2 separate regions of the Homo sapiens genome follow, and region 1 is linked to region 2. Evidence: chromatin contacts called from ENCODE Hi-C or POLR2A ChIA-PET data. All regions are on one chromosome and are shown on one strand. Each heading gives the region's core, a stretch centred on a gene start or an enhancer-like site at or near the end of the contact. The rest is flanking DNA. Distances are from core to core; before and after follow the strand shown.

What was found. Hi-C counts contacts between places; a loop is a spot of excess contacts on that map. ChIA-PET counts read pairs that join two places held with the same protein, here RNA polymerase II (POLR2A). Pooled maps may share reads with other maps.
Region 1: a map of A673 shows a loop between it and region 2 (7-fold over the local background). The contact joins the enhancer-like site here to the promoter of RIPOR3-AS1 in region 2. A Hi-C loop is called at or near these places in 2 of 168 maps with a recorded cell type or tissue (A673 and PC-9) and 1 of 50 pooled maps. POLR2A ChIA-PET finds 5 or more read pairs at or near these places in 6 of 52 experiments (AG04450, IMR-90, PC-3 and 3 more).

Annotation. Positions count from the first base shown.
Region 1 is chr20:50,787,826-50,792,218 of GRCh38, reverse strand. No RefSeq gene overlaps it. Among named protein-coding and RNA genes, the nearest start is that of BCAS4, 5.0 kb to the left of the region's middle. RefSeq lists an enhancer at 1,244-1,929. Within about 2 kb of position 1,423, at least 33 of the 41 ENCODE cell types and tissues checked have a DNase peak (open chromatin) inside an H3K27ac peak, as active enhancers do; they include A673, PC-3 and Panc1, where a contact is called at or near this core.
Region 2 is chr20:50,642,494-50,646,939 of GRCh38, reverse strand. RIPOR3-AS1 (RIPOR3 antisense RNA 1) reads right to left here and starts at 1,469. Exons shown (of 3, transcript NR_111906.1): 1 at 1,447-1,469; 2 at 1,054-1,242. All of the region lies in intron 1 of RIPOR3 (RIPOR family member 3), which reads left to right. RefSeq lists an enhancer at 1,861-2,442.

The DNA of each region.
Region 1 (4,393 bases), core at 174-2,673, 150 kb before region 2:
GCGCAATCTCGGCTCACTGCAACCTCCTTCTCCAGGGTTCAAGTGATTCTCCTGCCTCAGCCTCCCAAGTAGCTGGAATTACAGGTGCCCACCACCACGCCTGGCTAATTTTTGCATTTTTAGTAGAGACGGGGTTTCACCATGTTGGCCAGGCCGGTCTCGAACTCCCGACCTCAGGTGATCTGCCCGCCTCAGCCTCCCAAAGTGCTGGGATTACAGGCATGAGCCACCGCACCCAGCTACGCCTGACTAATTTTTGTGTTTTTAGGAGAGACGGGGTTTTGCCATGTTGGCCAGGCTGGTCTTGAACTCCTGACGTCAGGTGTTCGGCTGAGAGGGATTTCAATATTCGGAATGTTTTATTTCTTCGGCTGATGTTTGTAGCAATACCAAAACTGTATGAATGTCTAAAATGACTCATTTAAAAAAAAAAAAAAAAAGCCAGGCTGGCATGGTGGCTCACGCCTGTAATCCCAGCACTTTGGGAGTGGGAGGCCGAGGCGGTCGGATCACATGAGGCCAGGAGTTTGAGGCCAGCCTGGCCAACAGGGCGAAACTCCTGTATCTACAAAATATACAAAAGTTAGACAGGAGTGGTGGCACACGCCTGTGGTCCCAGCTACTCGGGAGGCTGAGGTGAGAGGACCACTTGAGCCTAGAGGTCAAGGCTGCAGTAAGCCGAGATCATTCCACTGCACTGTAGCCTCGGTGACAGAGCCAGGCCCTGTCTCAAAAAAATAAAATAAAAAAAGAAAAAGGAAATTGCCCATATGAAAAAAAAAAAAAAAGCCTGGGATATTAGCTAAAAGTGCTGATTACCCAAATCCTCTTCCCTGGGGAAAGAGGAGGTCTGGGGAAGGGGTCTCTGTGTCCTTCACAAGTGTCCCAGCGATTCATACCCTGGGCCAGGTTGGCTGGTTGACAATCATTTTGTTTCTAGCCTTTTTTTCTGAATATGTGATTGTACCTTAGAAATATTTTGCTAAAAATATGGATGCCCAGAAGCCCACCCCAGACGTTCTGAATCAGGATCTTTGGTGAGAGGGGGCACTGGGCCTCCGCATTTAACAAGCTCTGCTTCGATTCTAATGCACACTGATGTCTGGGAATAACCCTATCCAGGGGCTCCGCCGCGCTGCCAGCCTTAGTCAGGGACCCCCATGGGAGGCCAAGTAAATGATTTTACACAAAGAGGACTGAGTTTTTAAACATCTCCCCAGCCTCTCAGGGTGCTGGGCTCCTGCCCGGGGGCCCTGCCCCTGCTGCTCCCTGCCCTAGGTCCGCAGCCCTTGGGGAGGCCCCGGACAGCCGCGAGCCTGAGGCCTGGAATGCAGCCCGCCCAGGCCGCACCCTGCCCAAACCAGTTTGAACCAGCTGCAGGGATGGAGCCGTGGCGCGTCCCCACGAGCTCCCTCTGGTGCCCAAGCCGGGCTCAGAGCTGCTGCTCCCGCCTCCTGCTCTGGAGGCCTCCTCGGGTGCAGACAGTGGCTCCATCCCAGCCTGGGGGGAGTGGGGGTGCCAGTGGTTGCCAGGCTCGAAGGCCCGTGGGAGCCGTAGCCCCCTGCTGGGTCCCAGGTCCCACACCCTTCTGCCCCCACGCCATCTGCTTCACCTCTAGCTACAAAATGACTGCCTGTCTGTGTCTTTTTAAAGTCAGTTCTCCCAGCGCAGGCCTCAGGCACACAAAGTTCTAGACCAGACAGTTCCCAAACGTGGCTGCATATTGAAAACTCCTGGGAAACTTCCAGAAAATACTGATGCTCAGACCCCACCCCCAGAGGCTGTGACTTAATTTATGGTGTGGGGTGTGGCCTTGGCTTTGAGAGTTTTAAAAGGTGCTCCTAGGTGGTTCCGATCGACAGTGTTTCAGCACTGGCATAGCTTTGTCTGGGACCCCGATCTCTAAAACCATATTCGTTGTTAATGTGTCCTGAGCCCTTACTATGTGCCAGGCACTGTTCTAAGCTCTTTGCATAGATGCCCTCACTGGATCCCCACCACACCCTGTGAGGCAAGTAGGTCCTGGGACAATCACCACTGTCTAAAGAACACGTGACAGGCGGTGGCTCACACCTGTAATCCCAACACTGTGGGAGGCTGAGGGGGAAGAATCGCTTGGGACCAGGAGTTTGAGACCAGCCTGGGCACCTCTCTCTGAAAAAATAAATAAAATGTGAAGTCGCTCTCCTACTTAGTGTGTTTCCCCACTAGTGAAATAATTTCAAGCACAACCCATCTACATAGAAGCATAGTTTAAAAACAGGTATTGGCTGGGTGCGGTGGCTCATGCCTGTAATCCCAACACTTTGGGAGACTGAGGCGGGTGGATTGCTTGAGGTCAAGAATTCGAGACCAGCCTGGCCAACATGGTGAAACCCCGTCTCCAGTAAAAATACAAAAATTAGCTGGGCTTGGTGGTGCTTGCTCCTGTAATCCCAGCTACTCAGGAGGCTGAGGCAGGAGAATCTCTTGAACCTCGGAGGCAGAGGTTGCGATGAGCCGAGATTGTGCCACTGCACTCCAGTCTGGCCAAGAGAGTAAGATGCTGTCTCAAACAAACAAACAAACACCCCAACACCACCACCAACAATAAAAACCCAGATATTAAAAAACATTTTTGGGCCAGGCACAGTGGCTCACGCCTGTAATCCCAGCACTTTGGGAGGCTGAGGCGGGCGGATCACCTGAGGTCAAGAGTTCCAGACCAGCCTGGCCAAGATGGTGAAACCCCATCTCTACTAAAAATATAAAAATTAGCCGGGCATGGTGGCAGGCGCCTGTAATCCCAGCTACTGGGGAGGCTGAGGCAAGAGAATCGCTTGAACCAGGGAGGTGGAGGTTGCCGTGAACCAAGATCGCGCCATTGCACTCCAGCCTGGGGGACAAGAGCGAGACTTCATCTCAAAAATAAATAAATACATAAACGAACATTTTTGGCCACCCAAGGTGGGTAGGTCACTTGAGCTCAAGAGTTCAAGACCAGCCTGGCCAACATGGTGAAACCCCATCTCCACAAAAATTACAAAAATTAGCCAGGTATGGTGTCATGCACCTGTAGTTCCAGGTACTCAGGAGGCTGAGGCAGGAGGATCACTTGAGCCTGGGACATTGAGGCTGCAGTGAGCCGTGATCACACTACTGCATTCCATCCTGGGTGAGAGAGCGAGACCGCCATCTCAAAAAAAGAAACAAAAACCATTTTTATGTCATAATTTTGAAATGTTCACTACAGTAACAGGAAACAGCAATCGCAGCTTCCCATTCTCTCCCTGATAAGGAAAGCTTCTACATCTCTGCAGTCATTTGAGTAGTTTTTCTCTACTCCTTTCCCTTCCACAGCAGAGCCACATAAAGGGTCTTGCAGCTTTAGAGGCAAGAGGCCACAGGGCAAGATTCCAAATGCTCCCTGAGTGTCGCGTTTAGCCTTACGGCAGAGCTTCCTTGGCCTTGAGAAGCGAGAGGAGAGTCACTTAGTTGGAGGGCGAAGGAATGTTCTCCCTTCCAGCTACCGAAATTGTGTCCCTACTTGTTTTCTCTGCGTCTATCTAAACAGTAAGTGGCAGAAACTACTGGCCAGATACAGGGACATCAGAGGTTCCCCAAGGTGTGAATTTCAGTGCTGTCCGTGGATTCTCATTCACTGCTCTCAGCCACCTCTGGGTGTTACAGGTGTTACCCCTCATCCAAAACCGCTAGGGCCAGACGTGTTTCAGAATCTGAGCTCTGTGGATTGTAGAAGGCTAATACAAAGCACATACAAGTCCCATGGGAGCTGGGGCAGCATCCTCTTATCTGATCGTATTTCTCAGCAAAGTGTGTGGATATTCACCTTAAATGAGCTAAATAGAGGCCTTAAATAACCTCCCGTCTCTTCACCTCAGTGAATTTCTGCCAAACTGATGGGAAAGAAAGCTAACGGTTTTGGCGTTTCCTGGATTTCAAAATTATAAAAAAGGAATCGACTTGCTTCCCAATCCCACAGCTGGAGAAAATGAGGCCCCCACACATAACCGCTGAGTGGAGCAGTTGAGCTTTGCACCTATTATATCACATAGAGATAGATCAGAATCTGCAAGAAAATTGCTAAACACCCTAGTAAAAAACCGTATTCTTTAGACTATTTGAGACATTTGTTTTCTTGTTTCAGAAACTTGAGTTTTTGTTCATTAAGATTCTAAGAACTTCTTTCTCTCTTCTTTCAGCAAGATTCTTTTCTTTTTTTTTTTTTTTTTAAATAAGTCGGGGTTTCACCATGTTGGCCAGACTGGTCTCAAGCTCCTGACTTCAGGCGATCCACCCGCCTAGGCCTCCAAAAGTGCTGGAATTACAGGCATGAGCCACCGCAACCGGCCTTTCATTAAATTCTAAGGACTTATTTCTTTCTCTCTTTTCT
Region 2 (4,446 bases), core at 220-2,719:
GCAAGCCTTCTTTCCCTGGTGATCTTTATTACAAAATTGGAGATGCATTCCCAACGAAATCATCTCCCAGTAGACCCAAGCAAGAATGTTTGGCAAATAAGAAATTAATTAATAAACAGCTTGTAGTACACAAACTTTAGTGTCTGCCTGGAATATTTTGCAACACTTTTGGAAACTCTAGAATTACAATCCCAGCACAAGCTGTTTATTTCAGGCTGTTAGGCCACATACATATCTCATATGCTTGAGAATCTAGTGACTCCACTCTGAGCATCAGGAATGGAGCCCCTGTTCCTTTTGTGTGGGCATTTATAGTGGCTGGTAGAGCAGGGTTGCAATACCTGGGGAGACCAGGAGGGGGTCTGCTTCCAACAGGAAATGGATTTAAGGCTAAAGGTTCTTGAAATTCAAGGCTTTGGGTTCTAGAAAATAAGTCTGTTCCTTTGGGAGGAAATCCACTTTCCTCATGATGTAGGTTAACCATCTGACTTAAAGTTGCTCAGTCCTGGGCCACGCACAGTGGCTCCCACCTGTAATCCCAGCACTTTGGGAGGCCCAGGAGGGTGAATCGCTTGAGCTCAGGAGTTTGAGACCAGACTGGGCAACATCACAGCAAAACCCTTTCTCTAACCAAAGATACAAAAATTCCCCTGGCATGGTGGTACACACCTATGGTCCCGGCTACTCAGGAGGCTGAGGCAGGAGGATCACTGGAGCCTAGGACATTGAGGTTGCAGTGAGCTGTGACCGCACCACTGCACTCCAGCCTGGGCGACATAGTGAGAACCTGTCTATAAATAAATAAATAAATACATAAATACATGAAGTTGCTCAGTCCTGGGAATGGAACAAAGAAGATGTGAAAAAAAATCTGACTTTTCTGCCTCCCTGCATAGATCCTGCCCCAGGGAGGCGCTTTAGCTGGGGTCAGAGTGCCTGGAACAGTCTCCCTCTCCAATAGGCACCAGGATGAAAAAGAAACTGCATATTTCACTGTCAAAAGAAAAACCAGAACAGCAGGCCGGCTTGATGTGTCTCTTGTAAATTGTTTACCTCTGGAGGACCAGATGGCTCATCTCTTGTTGAACCCTTGACCACTTCCCGTGCTGTTAACAGCCTCCACTAGCAAACAGACCCGGCTCCACCGGCTCACGTGGCTGTGCGGGAGTCCCAAGGCCGGCTGGCCTGTGGGGAGTTGTGGGCATTCCAGAGGGTTGACTCAGCAGTCCTGGGCTCCGGATGCTTGAGGAAATGCAAGACAGGAAGGATCTAGGTTAGGCAAATGGTCAGGTGTGGCAGGGATGGACAGCAGCTGGAGGGAGCGGGGATGGGCTTGAACTGCGCATGCCCACAGGGTTCCCAGTGCCCTTAGGCTATGGCCCTAGCGCCTCACCCTTCTAACGTAGGGTCCTTCTAACGTAGTCCCCATTCACCTCACTCGCTCACCTCTTACCACTCAGATGCCTTTGAATGTCAGCCTCTCCCCCGGCCCCACCTCGCCCTGGCTACGTGTTGGGTGGAGTGGGAGAGGCCGCATCTCCCTGCTGCCTTACAGACCTGGGAGAATCCGCAGACACAGGATGGATTGCGAACAGGCTCTGTCCTATGACATGAGCTGGCTGTGATTTATTTTTGAGGGATAGGAACGGGACACAACGGTGCTCCTGCCTTCCTGGGCAGGGGTAGCGAGCTTTTGGCCGTCCCTGCCTGGGCTCCATCCTTAGACACCACAGAACAAGGCCTCTCTGGAGCTGGCTGCTGGGATTTTTTTGTAAACTACTGTATAATAAGAAATGGGGGCCAGGCGCAGTGGCTCATGCCTGTAATCCCAGCACTTTGGAAGGCTGAGGCAGGCGGATTGCCTGAGGTCAGGAGTTTGAGACCAGGCTGGTCAACATGATGAAACCCTGTCTCTACTAAAAATACAAAAAAATTAGCTGGGCTTGGTGGCGTGTGCTTGTAATCTCAGCTACTCGGGAGGCTGAGGCCGGGGAACTGCTTGAACCACGGAGGTGGAGGTTGCAATGAGCCAAGATTGCGCCCCTGCACTCCAGTCTGGGTGACAAGAGCGAAACTCCGTCTCAAAAAAAAAAAATAAAAAATAAAAAATAAATAAAAGGGCTGGGTGCAGTGGCTCACACCTGGAATCCCAACACTTCGGGAGGTTGAGGTTGAGGATCGCTTGAGCCCAGGAGTTTGAGAATAGTCTGGGCAACATGGTGAAACTCCGTCTCTACAAAAAAAAAAAAAAAAAAAAAAAAAAGCAAACAAAAAAAAACAAAACAGAAATTAGCCGGTCATGGTGGCACATGCCTGTAGTCCCAGCTACTCAGGAGACTGAGGTGGGAGGATTGCTTGAGCCCGGGAGGCAGAGGTAGCAGTGAGCCAAGATTGCACCACTGCACTCCAGCCTGGTGATAGGGCCAGATCTTGCCTCAAAGAAAAAAAAGAAAAGAAAAGAAATATGTACCAATCCAGGTTATAAAAAGTATTTCATGTTTATATTAAACAAATTAATGCATTTAACATGTATACATGTGCTCCTTGAGAAACTAAAGTGGTAATTTGTTTCTGTGCACAAGAAAAGACTAGAATTAACATATCTATTTTAGCAGTTATAAAATACTGTTTTTAGTGTCAAAAATGTGCCTTAAGAATTTTCGGTTGGGGTCAGGTGCAGTGGCTTATGCCTGTAATCCCGGCGCTTTGGGAGGCTGAGCTGGGAGGATTACATGAGGCCAGGAGTTCCAAACCAGCCTGGGCAATATAGTGACAAACTAAGGGACATTTTTATTTTTTATTTATTTTTAAATTTTTTTAGAGATGTGGTCTCATTCTGTTGCCCAGGCTGGAGTGCAGTGGCACAATCCTGGCTCACTGCAGCCTTGAACTCCTGGGCTCAAGAAATCCTCCTGCCTTAGCCTCCCAGCTGGGTGCGGTGGCTCACGCCTGTAATCCCAGCACCTTGGGAGGCTGAGGTGGGCGGATCACGAGGTCAGGAGATCGAGACCATCCTGGCTAACACGGTGAAACCCCATCTCTACTAAAAATACAAAAAATTAGCCGGGCACAGTGGCGGGCGCCTGTAGTCCCAGCTACTTGGGAGGCTGAGGCAGGAGAATGGCAGAATGGCGTGAACCCGGGAGGCGGAGCTTGCAGTGAGCCGAGATTGCACCACTGCACTCCAGCCTGGGCGACAGAGTGAGGCTCCATCTCAAAAAAAAAAAAAAAAAGAAAGAAAGAAAGAAATCCTCCTGCCTTAGCTGGGACTACAAGTACATACCACCATGCTCAGCTAATTTTTCAACATTTATTTTTAATTAAAACAATTTATTTATGAGTGACCATGACCCAAGACATAGCCTCAGGGGGTCCTGAGAACATGTGCCCAACTTTTTTTTTCACTTCTTGTAGAGATGGGTCTCTCTGTGTTGCCCAGGCTGGTCTCAAACTCCTGGCTTTAAGCGGTCTTCCCACCTCGGCCTCCCAAAGTGGTGGGATTTGGCCAGACATGGTGGCTCACAGCTGTAATCCCCACACTTTGGGAGGCCAAGGCGGGAGGATCACTTGAGGTCAGGAGTTTGAGACCAGCCTGGCCAAGATGGTGAAACCCCAACTCTACTAAAAAAAAAAAAAAAACACACACAAAAATTAGCCTGGCCTAGTGGTGCACACTTGTAGTCCTAGCTACTTGGGAGGCTGAGGCGGGAGAATCACTGGAGCCTGGAGGCAAAGGTTGCAGTGAGCCAAGATCCAGCCACTGCACTTCCGCCTGGGCGACAGAGCGAGACTCCATCTCAAAAAAAAAAAAAAAAGTGCTGAGATTACAGGCTTGAGCCACTGCATCCAGCCCTGATGGACATTTTTCTATTCTTTTTGGGTTTTTTTTTTGAGATGGAGTTTCGGTCTTGTTGCCCAGTCTGGAGTGCAATGGTGCAATCTCGGCTCACCGCAACCTCTGCCTCCCGGGTTCAAGCAATTCTCCTGCCTCAGCCTCCTGAGTAGCTGGGATTACAGGCATGTGCCACTACGCCCGGCTAATTTTGTATTTTTAGTAGAGACAGGGTTTCTCCATGTTGGTCAGGCTGGTCTCGAACTCCTGACCTCAGGTGATCTGCCCGCTTTGACCTCCCAAAGTGCTGGGGTTACAGGCGTGAGCCACAGCACCTGGCCTCTGATGGATTTTTTTTTTTTAAATCACTGTGGTAATCATGTGGGGCAGAGGGTGAGAGGGAGGCAGAGATTGGTCCTGGCGAGCAGGGGTGGAGGCAGGAAGGAGGGGACAAATTCACGGTATTTCTGAGGAGCAGTGGAATCTCTTGACTAAGGCCTCATGGGGGGAGGGGGGAGATGGAGACATACCCTGGGGGACTTTGCAGCCTGGCTGGGAAGACAAGCTTCTCCCCCAGGGAATTAAACACCAGTGGTTAACAGATTAGCAACTTA